Linked DNA regions of Mus musculus: region 2 is linked to region 1. A link is a loop called in an ENCODE intact Hi-C map of the cell type or tissue named here. Cell type or tissue: heart. All regions are shown on one strand.

Region 1 (8,000 bases):
TTAGACCCTGTCTCAAAAAAGAATAGAAGTTAGGAAATGTCTTGAAATGATTTCAACTTTAAATTACCATCCTGTTTGTGGATGTCACCACAGTGATATTGAGCAAAGATCTAATGGCTATGAGTGGACAGCAGCACTTCTAAATGCTGAGCTGAGAATACACCTGCTGTACTAAGGGGGCAGTAAGACAGCTGCTCTGGTCAAGCACAGAGGGTCCCATGTAGTGATGTATCTACTTAGCTGATGGGAACTCCGTGGTGGGTTTTGGAAACAGGAGTGAGAGAAGACTGGTTTGGGTGCTCTGAGGGAGGACTTGTATGGAGGAGAGCGCACTCTGAGAGTGGAGACAGGGTCTTTCTATCCTGTCTTTCTACATCTCTTGGGAGACGGGGTCTCCTATTGTAGCCCGGGTGGCATGCTGGGGTGACCTGTGTGTATCTGGACACTGGGTAAGGCTTCCCGTGTTCCTAGCACGGTTGGAATCACTGGGAATGCATCTGCATGGGGATAGTGACCGGGAGGAAGGCTTCAATTGACAGCACCTGCAGGATTGGAGCTCCTGGTAAGAAGTGTCATCCAGAAGTTACTAGCAAGTGACACGAAGTGGGAAACCATATACAGGAGGTAGCCAGTAGCCAGGAGGATGGTGGTGACTGTGCTAAGTTCCAGCATCTGGTTAGGTGAAGGTTGGAGCTGACAGTCAGTTTAGTGACAGAGAAGACAGAACAGTTTGCTGGGGTGTAAGGAATTTGTCTAAGGGGATTTTAGTTAGAAAATTGGCACCACAAGTATTGATGGTGTCATGTTTTTATTCCTTCTTTTAGAATGTAATATTAACAGGGGCAAGATAGTGGGAGAAAGTTAGGGCTGCAGGCGACTTGGTCTGTTTTCCCAGATGTAGGTGCTGGCAGTGGATGATGGCCAGTGCAGCTGAATGATCAAGACCAAGGTGGGACGTAGACTGTAGGTTCACCACTTAAATTATGATGTGGCAACGGCCTTCCAGCTAGCTTAACTGTCTTTCTGTCTGTCTGTCCTGCTACATCTGGAGTTGCACTCTTACCTCCTGCAGTTATACAGTCCTGCTTTTTCCTAAGAAAAGCTGTCTTTTCTGTTCTGTTTCCTGCATCAATTGCTCAGCATTTCCATCTGGCTTTTCCGTTTATTTGTGATGCTGAGATCAAATCCAGGGCCTTTCACCTTTCTGCTGATGACTTTCCTAGTCTCTGTGACTGAGCTGTGTGTGGATAGAGGGCCTAGGGTAATAGAGGACCTAGGGTTAGACTTCTTCCGGGCTGTAATCTTAGACAAATTGCTCCGTCTCCCTACTGAGACCTGGTTTTCGCTACCTATGAAGCAGAGGTAATAATATGCCCAGTCTTGCACGGTTACCTTTGAAATTTCAGTGTTTAGAATAGTGCTTAGTGCGTATGGATCAACTGCTGTCACTCAAACTTTGCTGCTGTTCGTCAGCAGTGTGCAGGATTGATTCATTTCTCATGTTTTTTTTTTTTAACAAAACAATGTAAGTAAACAATATTACTGAATGAAATAAAAATTTGAATTTATTTCTTTGCTTTTAATTGCTTTCAGTATGGACATTAGCTTGTGAGTATTTCTAAAGTGGGAGATGATACAAATCCGCAGTTGAAAGTGGCACTAGTCACGGTTCCACACGTGAGCTCACATAGTTGATAGATGTGCTTTTTACATTTGTTTCTTTAGGTGCGTGCTTGTGTCTGCGTGTGTATGTGTGTGTGGTTGTATATGTACGTACGTGTTTCTGATAATCTTTGGGAGTTGCCTGTCTTCCCTTCACTGTGTGGGCCTAGGGATTGAGCTCAAGTGAAGAGTCAGACTTTGGCTGCAAGCCCTTGCTCACCCACCACACTGGCCCTGCTTACTTTTCCTGTTTCTTTATCTTGTGAAGTAGGTTTTCCTTTTAGGTTTAAGAATATAGTGTCTGCCCTGTCCTGAGATTTTTAAGGACTCACTGACCTCCCTTTGCCTCTCTTGTCCCTCCCTCTTTTTCCCTCCGTTCTTCCTAGGTCTCATTGGATAACCCAGACTGGCCTCACTAGTAGTTATGTGTAACTATGTGACCCCTTACGTAGCCAAGGCTACCCTTTATCACTGATTCTCCCTTCCTGCCTCCACCTCCCAAGGTTTGAGTATGTCCCCTAACCCAGCTTCTTTCTGGCTTGGTCTGGAGAAGGAGTTGTGCCAGGCCTGCAGCATCTGACAACTGAATTCCAGACCCTGCTCCCTCCCAACCTGAGGTTTGAGGACTTTGAAGGAGGCCTCTCATTTCTTGGACCCAGAGCTGCTATATTTCAGCAAATGGCTTACAAGTCCAGCAGTCTTTCTGTCTTTTTAGCATCTGTGTGTACGGCACTCCCGTCTTACCACTTGGAGACTGTTTACAGCCTTCATTTGATGGTTTATTGTAGTTATTTACTTTGGTCGATAGGGAGTTTTCTTGATATAGACCGCATCCTATTGTAAATATGCAGCAGCCACCCAGCTCCTCACATAGCTTCACCTCCTTGGGAGTCAGCAGCACCAGAGTGCCATGTCCTGACTGTTCCTTCTAGTCACTGTTTACTTGTGGAGTGGAGTTTCCATAAGTGTTTTAATTTTTGCCAAGAAAAATCAATCATGTGCGCTGAAGTTCTGCTTTAAATTCCATGCCTCATCTGACACAGAGTATATAAATGGTGCAGACACGCCATGTGGGAGAGCCCTCCTTGGGTCGCTTAGCACCTGGAGTTTGCTCTCTCCTTGTAGCCTGTTGCCTGAGGTCAGTGAAGCCTTGCTTCTAATCTGTTGTAAAAACCTAATGTTTTCCTGGTTCCCGAGGCATCCTCTGAAAACGTTGGCATAACTCTATGCTCATTTTGACATTTACTATACACCAACACCACCCACATTTTCAATATTTTCATGTCATTTTCTGTAATTGTGCAGAGATAGAGGATGAGTTCTTTATGCAAATGTTTGGGAAAGGGTAGCCTCACACAGCAAGATGTCTAATTTAAAAACCACATAAGAAGCCAAGATATGACACAAGTCTGTGATTAAGTACTCTGGATGCTGAGGCAGGAGGATTGTCATGAATTTGGGACCAGCCTAATGCTGATAGGTGATATCCCATCTCAAATTATCCTTTTTAAGTCACTAATTGAAAAAAACTATTAAAGAAAGATAGCACCTCTAGTAGTTCATAATCTTTATAGCAGTGTGTAGTTCACAGAAGTATTAAGAGGGACATAGAGTGCATAAGGATATGGCTCAGTGTGTAGTTTTGCTACACACATGGACGTTTATCTTGCAGGAGCCGCCTCTAGTTCCAGCACTTGGGAGGAGTAGTCACGAAGATCCCCGGAGCAAGCTGACTGGGTAGCCAGTCTTGGGCCTGCAAAGCTCTGGGGTCTGTGAGAGACTCTTTGAGCAGGGAAGCACTAGAACAAGAAACATGTCGTGGAATGTCTGTGTGCACACACATACACAGGCACTACTCACACCAGCCAAATGGAGGCATACGTAGTCCCATGTGTGAGAGAAGTAAAGTAAGCTATGAGAACCCTCAGGAGCCTGTTAGTGTACAGTGCTGTCTAAAAATGTTTTAAACATAAAATTAAACCCAATTTAACTACTGTAATCTTTTATGTTGTTTAGATAAACTCCTTTAAAATAAATGCAACAAGAAAATATAAAATAAATATAAATTTAATGTAATTATCACTTGATGCAAATACAATCTTTCAATTTGCTTTTTTTGCTTATGAATACAAATTTGCATTTGCAAATCATGAACAGTTTGGGTTTAGCATTTAATGGTTAATGAAACATGCTACCTCTAGAGGGCAGTGTGCTCTCAGCTTTTCTGTTCCTGTCATCAGGGCTTGAACCTGGGTATCTTGGGAGCAGATACCACCATGGCATCTCTTCGTTTTCTTGTGTTTTCTGTGTTTTCTTCTCCAAATTCTTCACAAGGATGTGGACTCTGTATTATCACCAACTTACAGCTCTTTTGAGTACTTTGTACAGATGTTCATTTCCTGTGTGTGACTCTTGACGACTGCTGTGAATGGAAACATTTTAGTTGTGTTATTTCCTAAGTGCTGTCAGTGTGCTCCCAGCCCTCCTGTCCCGGAGCATGTGTGTCCTGCTTTTTTGTAAACCAGCAGTTGTCTGGATGCCATGATTCAGGCACTGTTAGTGCTGTCAGCTCATCTCTCTGTTCTTACCACTGATTGGCCCTGTCCTTCCTTCCCTTATCTAGTCCCCAGTAGCCTCTGCTTTCCACTTCTTGTTTCTTCTCCACTGTTTTCCTGTATGCCCCTTTCTAAAGCTGCTGTGAGATGAATCTTGGCTCTCCTGTCTGGGCCTGGAGCTCCTGTTTGTGCTTTGTGTTTTTGTATTTGTGAGAGATTCCCCATTGCCACCATCCCATGTCCTACTGCATTCTTGTCCCCACAGTGTGTTCTAACAGAGACTTTTCTTTGAACATTTCTCTTACTATCATGTCTTTTCTTATGTTATTTTCTATTGTTTAATGTTTTTACAGGTTTTTGTCTTTTTTTTAAGCTATTATCTCCATTGTTTAATTTTCTTCTTTGTCTGACTGACATTGTAGTTCTGACTGGCATTGTAGTTCTGACTGGCATTGTAGTTTTGACTGGCATTGTAGTTCTGACTGACATTGTAGTTCTGACTGGCATTGTAGTTCTGACTGGCATTGTAGTTCTGACTGACATTGTGCTCACACTGGATAGATTTTGAAGTACTGACACCTAGACTCATTGCTGTGATGAAGCCAAAATATCCTTGACCACTACATGAAAATGACTGTTTCAGTCTTTAGTTTTATTACTTACTAATTTGCTTTTATTTCATTATTTAATTTTTTAAAATTGTTGAGCCTTCTCTCCAGCCCCTCCAACTCTGTCGTTATGAGCACTGTCTGATCTTCCAGAGTACCTATGTTCAACTCCTGTTACCTACATGTTGACTCACAATTGTCTGTAAGTTCAGTTCCCAGGAATTTAATGTCATTGCAGGTGGTATACACACACACACACACACACTCACTCATGCATGTAAACACTCATACCTGTGAAGTAAAAGTCAATACAGAATGATTGATTATCTTCCCTGTGAAGGGATCAGTCTATCTTCCATTTCAGGCATAAAAACAGGATTAAGACTACAAACTCTGAGCTGGGCGGTGGTGGAGCACGCCTTTAATCCCAGCACTTGGGAGGCAGAGGCAGGCGGATTTCTGAGTTCAAGGCCAGCCTGGTCTACAGAGTGAGTTCCAGGACCCCCAGGGCTACACAGAGAAACCCTGCCTCAAAAAGAAGAAAAAAAAAAAGACTACAAACACTGAAGTTGGTTTTGATAATTTTGGAAGGTAAAATATTTTAGTGTTAAGAGTTAAAAAAGATCTAGAAAACTGCGAAAACTTACTTTTCTCTGAGTGAGGGATCCTGTTCTTATTCTTTCCTTTTCTGTGAGTAAGTACTCTGTCCTAGTTCTGTTGCTCTAGAGAGATTTCTGTGAATTACAGAGGAAGACATTTTAGTTGTTTCCGAGAAAGACAAAATGTTAGGTAGATAACTCATCCCAGAGGGGACCAGGAAGGTGTCCCCTTTGTACTCCAGAGAAAGACATTTGGAAGCAATGTTTTCAGTATTTGGTCTTGAAGAAAGTACAGAAGGCAATGAGAGTCAGTAACCCTCTCAGGACAGATGCCTCTTAGAGCTGTTAATTACTAAAACACCCAAGTGACAAGTTGGAGCTGAGTGGAACAGGCAGACTAGTATTGCGGTTTGACTATCTGAAGAGGAATTGTAAATCTGGTGTTGGTAATGTTAGCTTACAAAATGGTTAAAATATGAAGAAAGACGAGAAAAAGAAGAGTGGGTTCACACTGTGTCAGGGTTATGTGCACGTGGGAGGTGGGAGGGGTCCCCGTGCTCCACGGTGGATGGCGTGGGAGCTGGGAGGCGACGAGGAAAGGGAAGGGATTTCCGGTTCATTGGAAGAGCTGCTCACTTGGGCTCAAGTGTTTGTGCAGGTGAGAATTTCTCAAGCCACAATGAGGCACCAGAGAGAAGTATTTCAGAGTGGACAGAGGAGTCCTGAGGGCATGGCTCCTCCTGGTGACTGCAGAAGAGACCAGCTTTTCATGTTCAGTGTCAAGGTCTATCCTGGGTAGCAAACGATTTATCGCTTTTCATTCTAGCATTGACACGGCACGGGATGAAACAGCTTCACCTTTTATAAAAGTCATAGATGTGGAAAAAAGATCAGGTGTCTGTCGTATAGATAGATGAATAGGACATTCCTGCAGTCACCCAGGCCCTCACAGTCGAGGGTCCCAGGAGGCTAGGGCTTTCTCCCTTGCAGGTGTGCTGCGTCCAAGGCTGTTGTCGAAGAACCCCATGCTTCTAGTGCTCAAGGACATTCTACAGCACAGAGGTTAATTCATAAATGCACCTTTGCAAACTTGGAGCTAGCCATCTAGATCTTGATTTCATTCTAATATTTGTAAAATGTGCTAAATTTATACCATTTATTTATTTATTTGCTTACAGTTTTATTTCAGGATTTGTTGGTTATTTAGGGAGCTATAATTGAGCATCAGTTTCCTGTTTGTTTTCCTTAACTGGTGTGTGTAAGCACCTGTTTTCAAGCTGGGAATGAAAATGCATTCGAGTACAAAGGGTTTCTCTTCCTCATCAGGAACTGCTGATGTGGCCTTCTACACCACGCTCCAGCCTCTCTGTGCCCTTGAGATCTGGTGCTCGTTCCCAGCTGAAGGAAATGCATCTTTGACACTTCTCATGACCTGAGTCATGATGCTGAAATAGAGCCAGAAAATATTCTTAACAGTCATGGGTAATAAGCAGGAAGGCTTCCGTTAGCAGTGGAGGAGGGTGAAGGGCCAGAGAACAGTAGTGCCTGGGGCCTGGGGGATGTGCAGAGAAGAAAGGCTACCATTTAAATTTTGAATCTTTAATTTTTTATTATTAAGAAAGTTGGTTATATTTTCTAGTTATATTTGTTATTCAACACAACATATGTATTTACTATTTTTAAAAATTGTTTTTAAGAAATTGTCTCGTAGCCCAGGCTGTCCTTAAAATTCCTATGTAGCCAAGGGTGACCTCAATCTTTGATCCACCAGCTTCCTCCTGAGGAGTACCAGGATTCAGGTGTTGTCACCGTGTGAAACTTCCGATTTTAAAATGTGATTGTCCCTCAGAAGGAATGGTTAAAAAAACTCATATTGTTCATATTAGTTTTCCATGTGTTACTTAGTACTGTTTTTATAGGGTTTTATGCTGGTACTTCTCTGCAGTCTCTGAACTTGGGTAATAGAGAAAGGAGGGTTTCCATGAATTCAAGGTCATACTGGGAAAATGTTCAAACAAACTTGCTAACTGCATAAAGAAAAACAAGGTATATTTTATGGATTGCAGCTAATTCAGTGCACAGTGTGGTTGCTTGTTTGTTTGTTTGTTTTTGCTTCTGACTGAATTCCTGATACTTTTATACATCATATGTGTACCCATGTAAATGAGGTAGTATTTTGTAAATCTACCTCCTCTGTGTCATGGTACAAATCAATTGTGAGATAAGGATGAAGAGTAGGTGCTCAGGGCTACTGAGGCTGGCTGCTGAGGTGGGATGCTGCGCCTGTGCCGTGCTTGTGCCCGACTGCTCTCAGGGATGTCAGACTCTGATGTTTTGAAATAATACAGTTTTTATCTTTGAACGGAGCTTGCTTCAGAGGCAAGTGCAGTGTCCCAGGGTGCTCCATTTGGTTATTTCAAGATGGATTATTGCTGTGTAGCCCTGCTGGCCTGGTACTGGCTGTTTAGCCATTGCTTGCTTCAATTCAAGGCAAGTCTGCCTCAGCCTTTCAAGCGCTAGTGTGATATGCTGGAACTGCAACTTGGGGCAGGAATTTGAATCTTAGGGGAAAAGGC
Region 2 (8,000 bases), 240 kb after region 1:
GTCTCCAAGAGAAAGGGCTAAGATCCAAGTGACCTGTGAGGACAGTGTGGCTCCTCAGTGGACAACACCTGGACCCTGGACTTCAGTTCCCAGCCTGCCTTTTTTATTTTAAATCACATATATGTATTCATGGGATAAATTATGGTAATTAGATATATGTAAATGTAATGATCAATTTTGAGTAATTAGCATTTATAATTTTCTCTGTTGGAAATCTTTTGGAAAGTAAGACTTTAAACTGGTTCCTCCTACCTAACTGTAGTTTGCTCTCTATTGCAACCCCCTTTGCATCCTCCATCTCCCTCTCCCTCCTAGACTCCACTGGCCTTTATTCTACTCTTTTATGAGATCAGTTTTTTATAATACAACATTCCTTCACCCATTCACCCATTGGTGGACACCCAGGTTGATTCTGTCTTGGCTATAGTAAAGATGAGAGTGTAAATTCCTCTTTTATATGCTAATTTCATTTCCTTTGGCTACAAACCCAGTGGTAGAATCACCAAATGGTGATGGTGGTTGTTTGGTTGTTTTTTTCTGAACCTTCGTATTATTTTCACGGTGATACTAAACTATCCCCCCCATAGTGTGTGGGAGTCCATTTTCTCCCTACCGTGTGTGGGAACCCCACTTTCTCCCCACCGTGTGTGGGAACCCCCTTCTTGCCCTCACCAGCCTTCTCTATCCTCACCAGGGTGAGGTGATGACTCCGTAGTGGTTTGGATTGCATTCACTGCTCACTGGTATGTTTTCTTTTAAGAAGTGTCAGGTTTGGGTCATTTGTCTATCTTTAAAATTGTATCCTTGGTTCTTTCCCTTGCATGGCTTGGGGTCCTTATGTGTGTCTACTTCTGCTTCCATGTTTGCATCTGTAACATAGCATACCTTCCTTCTAGCATTGTTAGGATAATTCAGTGGGTTCCTATCTGTAGAACACTTAAAATATTGCCTGGAGCCACCCATAAAAACTTTATTTGCAGAGCTGGAGAGATGGCTCAGCTGTGAGGAATATTTGTTTTTCTTGAAGACTCACAGGTTCAGTTCCCAGCACTTACATATGGCTTGCCACCATCTCGGACCCCAGTCTCAGGTCTGACCCCCCCCCCCTTCCCACCTCTGAGGACACTAGGTATGAAGGCAGAACACTCATACACATAAAAATAACTAACACTCATACACATAAAAATAACTAATTTTTTTAATGTTTAACTCTCAATAATGTTAACTATTTTATTCCTATTTTATAAATATACAAATTTTCCTCATATTTGAGATATTATACATAGAGATTAGATTCTGATTAAAATACTGACTCTGTCCTGGGGAATTTAACAGCTAACTCTAGCAGAGGAGAGAGATTCTATACAATAGCATATCTCAAAGACTAGATCTTGCTGTGGTTGATGGATGGATCCTTCACTGTCTAAACTTAGAATCTCTATTGAAGCTGTCTGGCTTGTGAAAATATTACATATTTGTTTTGAAGTCCATATTAGGACATGCTGTTCACTGTTTTGAGAAACTTATTGTATAATAATTTCTGTGTTGCTTTAAGAAGTAGCAGGTATGGGGGAATGCTGCTCTTAAATCTCCCTAAAAGGGGACTGGGAACCTGGCTCAGGCATCACTTGCCTTGCTAACACAAAGACCCTAGGCTAATCTCCAGCTCCCACATTAGAAAGGGAAGGCATAGTAGCACACGGTTACAATCCCAGCACTGGGGGGTGGAGGTAAGCAGATCCCTAGGGCTTCCTAGCCATAGTTCAGTCAAGTATAAGGTAAATAGGTCATTTCACATCTCATCTGCTAATGGCTATGGCTTGGGGTGTGCTGCTCGAAATAAAACAGGGACAGATCTTTGATCTTTTGCTCCTGAAGCTTACACCCTCACTCATCATCAGGATGGGCTGTGGGTCCTTCTGAAGGCCACTGTTCATGTTCGTTCTCTCTCTCTCTCTCTCTCTCTCTCTCTCTCTCTCTCTCACACACACACACACACACACACACACACACACACACACACCAGTAACAGTGGATACAGTGCAATAAGATGAGTCCCAGATCTGCACATTGCAGAGATCCTCTTTGGACAGATAAATCCTCCCAGGAATAGGAGAATGGTGGTGTCCACACAGACTGGCCAGGAAGCTAGTGGGCCGCCGCTCTCCTCTCCCAACAGGCAGATCTGTGTAGTTTACATCTGTGCCTAAGTGGCTGGAGTGGTTGGTGCACTGCAGAGCGACACTGACCTTGCTCATGCTTTGGGGGGTAATTGGACTTTCAGGATGAACTCTGAATAATCTGCCACTGTAATTGACACAAACCGGCTTTTCTTTCGCAGCAGACATTCATGCCTTCTTGCTCCAACTGTTTTTTCTTGAACAAACATGTGTATTGTAGCCAATGCAAGGAAAATCCCACTCACCAGTTTGATCTGAGTTGCTGCTGTCCAAGAACAATGGCCCAGTGTGTCGGCAGCCTTCGAGAATCCGGGTTCCGTGCCCGAGTCTGGTTGTGTGAGTCTCTTTGGAAGACCCTAAGGCCAGGAAGCCATTGGTCTAATGAAGACGCTCCTGCCACCCTGTGTAATATCAGTCCATGATCAGCCTTTTCCACTGCCAGCATAGGCTCTAGCCACAGCCGCAGAGTCAACACTGACATGGGCAGATAACACTACCGTCAAGGGGCTCTCTGAAGCTTGACGTAACAGTATGGGCCTGTAATCCCAGGTACTCAGGAGACTGAGGCAGGAAGTTTGCAAGTTGGAATTTGTAGCCTGGGCTACCAAGCAAGCTCAAGGCCAACTGAGCAACTTTGTAAGATCTTGTCTCAAAATAAAATAATAAATAATTGGGGCCAGGGGATGTACTCAGTGGTAGAAAGCTGGTTTAACATAGAAGTCCTTGGGCTCTGTTCTTAACACACACACACACACAAAAAAAAAAAAAAAAGGAAAGAAAGAAAGAAAGAGGAGGAGGAAAGGAGGAAGAAAGAAATTTAACTATCTTTTCTTTCATGTGCTGGCCCTTCTGTAACTTCCATAGTCACAGGAAGGACTTCCTTCTTCACTGAGAACCCACCACTTGGGGAAAAGAAATGGATTTCCCTAAGATGCTGGACACTTGGCGTCTCTGGTCTTGTTGATCTCACTGGTTCAGCAGCTAAGGAAGCCATCAACGTTAGACTGCACAGTGTTGAACTAAGCAGTCCTTGGGCTCACAGTGGTTATTGTGTGGTAGAAAGGGAAAGGCTGTTATTTTGCTAGAAGAAACTGGGGTTGGAAAAAAAACTCTACAGCACCTTCTGAAGGCGAGGCAGCTGGCAAAGGGTGGAGTGGCTTAAACACCCAGCCTCGAAGACTTACTGTCCTCCCAGCCTGTGCCAGACCGTCTTCCTATAGGAAGCTTAATCTGTGGTTCAACTTAAAATCTGAGGAAACATCTGGAATATTAGTTTTCAACCACATTTCAGACACAGAAAGTGGAGCCTAAGGAATAGCCCAGTTGGCTCCTCTCTGGGAGTGGGTAAGAGTAGAAAAGAATTGCTGATCTCAAGCATTTTGTTACCAGAATAACCCCACAGGAGAGGCCGGGCTGAACTGGGATTTGTGTGGGCCAGACAGTGTGGGGGATTTATTTCCGAGGCTGGAGGACAGCTCTTGGATTCCAGTGCCTCTCACTCAGCATCCTCCCTGGAGGCCTGCTTGCTGGAGAGGCCTTGCATCGGGGTGATGACTTCCTGGGAAGCACCTCAGAGCTGAGGCGGTTAACGAGAAAACAAGCAGCGGCCTCTGGCTACAAACCTCAGGGTTTGGGTTCTGGGGCCCAGGATAAAAATACACAGCTGGGAAGGCAAGCTCCCAATTAAGTGGAAGAGTTCAGGCAAGAGAGGTTCCAAGGCTGGGCAGCCTGCAACCGCACGCAGCCCTCTGTCTCCTTGAGCTGCCCCCGTCTCCCTGCTCCGGGCCAGCCCCAGAATCCTGTGGGGAAGTCAGCTGGCAGCATAAAGCCTGTCCCCCTTTTCCATTCAAAGAAAAGCTTGCTTGCCTTCAGCCTGCTGATTTATCTCTCTTGGCATCTCAGAATAGGAGAATATCAAAACTCAAAGGCTCCTTAAGAATCCAGCTCCTCACACTTTGATTTTGTGGAAACTGAGGCCCACTCAGGGCAAGTGGCTAGAACAACGTAGCCCTGTCCAGTAGTGGCAGAGATGACATCAAATTCCACCACCCTCTACCTCCTCCGCTTTTGTACTAAGCCTGTACCAGTTGGCACCTTGCCAGTCACCCCTGTTTCCTCTGACACCCCTCACCCCCACCTCAGGCAGAAGAATTCTCCTCAGCCTTCTTCTGAAAGAAAAGAAGCTAAGGCTGGGAGGGGAAGCAGGGCCCACAGCATTGCCGAGAGCACATGCCAGGCAGGCAGCCACAGAATCCCCATGAGTAGGCTGGGCCTCCACCGTCCGACCACACTCCCTCTCTAAGAACATGTGGGAGGACCCAGTTTGGCCGCCTCTGAGCCATGGGGCCTGCAGCAGCCATCCTAATAGCTCTATGGCTCCTGGGTTCCTCCTGCCCTTCTACCACTGCCTAGGACATTCACACAGCTACAGTGGCTTTGAGCCTTGCCAAGAGAAGCCCAATAGTTACTTTCAGACTCCAGTTCCTGCCAAGCCTGAAATAGTAATTGCCTGAAGGGTTCCAAAAAGCTGGGTTTTATCTGCAGCAGAGACTTAGCAAATCAAAACACAGGTCTTATCTCTGTAGTCTTTTCTCTGTTGTGTGGTCTTCTAAATGAAAAATGTTACCTAATTGCCTGAAACAGCTGGCCTGATGTTTAATTGCTTCAGCTTGCTAACCTGATATTCAGGACCAATAAATTATAGACAGGGAGGAGATAATCCTCTTCACACACCATCTCCATCTGGGTTCCCTTTAGGAGACATTACTGATTTGAGCCACTATGGGGGGAGGGGATTCCAGATGCAAACACTGTCAGAAGCCACCACATCTGTCTGCTGCTGTTGGACCTCAGCCTCCTTCTGTGAGGACATGCGTTTAATCCTCTCTCAAGCATCCCCGTGCTGCCCTCTGCGCTCCTGCCCACCTGCTTGGCACACACTCTGTGTCACAGACTCACCTGCCCCAACTATGCAGCCTCTGTTCTCACCTCAGTTAGTGGGCTTCCCAGAGAGCAAAGAAGCCCCTGGGAAAGGTGGCCCAGCGCCTCCTGGGATCCTGTGCAGCCTCCACCCTCACGTCGAGGATTCTGCAGCTTCCATTCTCCGCCCTCCCTGACATGGAGCCTGTGTTCTTACCACGACCCTGCTTGGTACCCCGTGCCTTTGCTCACACCAGTTCCTAGGATGTCCCTTGTTGTGCCCTAGACCTCACCTTCTCTTCCATTGCCAGATGCCACTCACTTCTCCTTCATGTGTCACCCTAAGTGCCACCACTTTGGTGCCACCTTCTTAGTCACGGCGGGTCCCGTGTCTCTTCTTCTCTGAGTACTTCAAGGCTAGGGTTTTTCCTTTTATATTTGCTATCCTCTGCTCCCTAGAATAATGTCTGATTTAAAGCCCCACAGCTCCTTGCCCCAGTGGGAGGTACACTTTGACAAGGATCTCAGCTGCCATTCTTAGAGCTGCAGAGGCCATGATCACAAGGCTGCTCTTAGAGCTGTACTTCATTGGTTTCTGAGATGGAAGGAAGAGATGAATAGAAGAGGCTGCAGTTCCTTCTCTACCCAGCATCTATCTGCTAAACTGCATGTAAGGCACTACGCGCTAGGCTAGGCTCCTCTGGTAACGTTCAACAGTTCTGCTATTTAAGATTAGTACATTAACAGTTTCAACTTAAATTATGTTTCACCATTTTCCCTATAAGGAATTTTCTCATGTGTTCAATAGCAAGAAGCTCACTCCAACCACTGCTGGCCCTTTTATGAAACTGCTATCACATGATACAAAATCCCTTTTTCCACACAAGACTCTGATAATGCTGGTGTCATTTGGGAACCTCTTCCGCAGTCCCGAGGTGAATATCGCATCGTACTTCTTTTCACTGCTTTGCGTTCTTAAAAACTCTGAGCTCCCTTCTCTTATTCTGAGGCTAAAATTGAAGCAGTTCTTCTGCACAAGCCTACCAAGGTTTCAGAATTACAGGAGTGCCTTACCACACTCCACTAGTTTGGTTTTGACACAGAGCTACATATAGACCAGGCTGGCTTCCAGCTTTTAGCAATTCTCCTGCCTCAACCTTCTGAGTACTAGGGTTATAGACATATGTACCACTATACTTTGGAGAATTCCAAGTATCTAAAGACTACTGTCTTATCTCTGAGTCTAATTTATTTTTTTTTTTAAAAAAAATGGGCATTCAAGTGCATGCCTGCAGTCAGGCACTAGGAGACTGAGGTAAGAGGACTGTCATGAGCTCAAGGCTAGCCTGGGATTCAACATAAGATCCCGTCTCAAAAGAAAATGACCTGTTTTACATAGGGTGTACCAGGACAGCCAGTGTACATAAAAAGACCCTATCTAGATAGATGAAAGGGTGGGTAGGTGGGTGGATGGATGGATGGGTGGGTGGATGGATGGGTGGGAGGGTGGACATATTCAGGAAAAATGCATCTATATAGAAGTTTTAAAGACTTTACTTGTAAGAATTATTTCCTAAGTAATACAGCTTAACAACTGTTTACATGCCATTCATGTTGTATCAGGTATTAGAGGCCATGGAGATGTGTGAGTTGCAGGAGCGTATGCATAGGCTACATGCACATACTATACTGTGTTATACAAGGGTCTTGCACAGCACTCATTTTGGTATCTTCAGTGGGGCCTGGATCCAATACCTTGCAGAACACAGGGGCGACTGTACGTCAGTATTGCATTCAGTTTCCCTGTCCTGTCTCCCCACTCCTACCCCTATATTTGATTAATTGGTGCATGTCATTGCTAGGCTTTTATGAGAAAGGCTCTGATCCCTGCCTTCCTGCCATCCTTGGCCTTTCTAGAAGCCCACCCAGGAAGCGCCATCTCTCCCCTCCTCCCCCCACCTTGTCCACGGCAGCCACACTCTCCCCTAGATGGCAGGCATAGACATTCATCCGTGTCCTGTGGCATTAGTAAGGGGTACACAGCTTAAGAGCACATTGAACCACAGACTGTGGGACAGTTCCCATCTCCTGACCCCATGGTAAGGACCAGTTCGGGCTTCTGAGAACTCCTGCTCTGGGGCCATATGCTATTTCCAGCCGAAGATGTCCACCTGCAGCTTTCTGCTCGTCTCAGCATTTTCATCCCCATTATTAGAGTCCAGCTGCAGTGTCTTTGAAGTTGTTTCCATGATGTTAAATGTTAACCATCATTCCCTTGGCCCATGCTGGAGAGTGCATTCCTTGCTGTTGGCATGATAATCACCACAGCTATATTGGCTGTGTTCTAGCTGACCACCTCAGCACAGAAAGAGCTTTGTACCAGACATCCTGAAACCTGGGTCTTGACCTGCTTGTACTGGGAAGCCATGTGACCTTGTGCATGTCTTTTCTCTCCTCTGGTCCTCATTGTCCTGCACTGTGAAGCATAGGGCTCACAGAGCTCTGAAACTGTTGCATATGTAAGCTGTGGTCCCAAGAGTTAGAGGACACACATTTATTCGTCTCCTTAAGCCCCAGTAGCTCAAGGGGATCTGGGCATGAAAGCAGTGCACTGAGAATCAGCTCCTGGGATAGAGTGCTATTCTAGCATGAACAGAGCCTGGTGTGTGATCCCTAACATGTAAAAACCATCCTGGCACTTAACTGTAGTGCCAGCGCTTGGGTGGCAGAGTGGAAAGGACCAGAACTTCAAAGTTATTCTGACTACATAGCCGGTTTAAGGTCATCCTGGGCTACAGGAGACTTTGGAGAGACAGGTAGAAATAAGGACCTGCTAAACATTTGAACTTGTAACCCTCGTCTTCTAGTTCTTTACAATGGGCTCGGCATTGGTGCTCTGGC

Evidence for each region. Hi-C counts contacts between places; a loop is a spot of excess contacts. Peaks named below come from ENCODE experiments on the same cell type or tissue, not always from the same donor. Only the 100,000 strongest peaks of a DNase experiment are listed, where the experiment ranks them.
Region 2: a loop joins it to region 1, with 2.2 times the contacts of the local background. A loop is called at or near these places in 2 of 42 quality-filtered maps.

The regions. Positions count from the first base shown.
Region 1 is chr11:85,514,342-85,522,341 of GRCm38, forward strand. The region is part of intron 15 of Bcas3 (breast carcinoma amplified sequence 3); the gene reads left to right. Among named protein-coding and RNA genes, the nearest start is that of Bcas3, 170 kb to the left of the region's middle. In heart, CTCF peaks have their summits at 3,867 (motif pointing right) and 6,159; DNase peaks (open chromatin) are centred at 6,030 and 6,910; H3K27me3 peaks cover 1,694 bases.
Region 2 is chr11:85,756,457-85,764,456 of GRCm38, forward strand. All of the region lies in intron 22 of Bcas3 (breast carcinoma amplified sequence 3), which reads left to right. It overlaps Mir5110 (microRNA 5110), which reads right to left and starts at 4,246; the gene lies at 4,160-4,246. In heart, no CTCF peak of the experiment used is centred here; DNase peaks (open chromatin) are centred at 3,715 and 4,505; H3K27ac peaks cover 1,107 bases; H3K27me3 peaks cover 2,195 bases.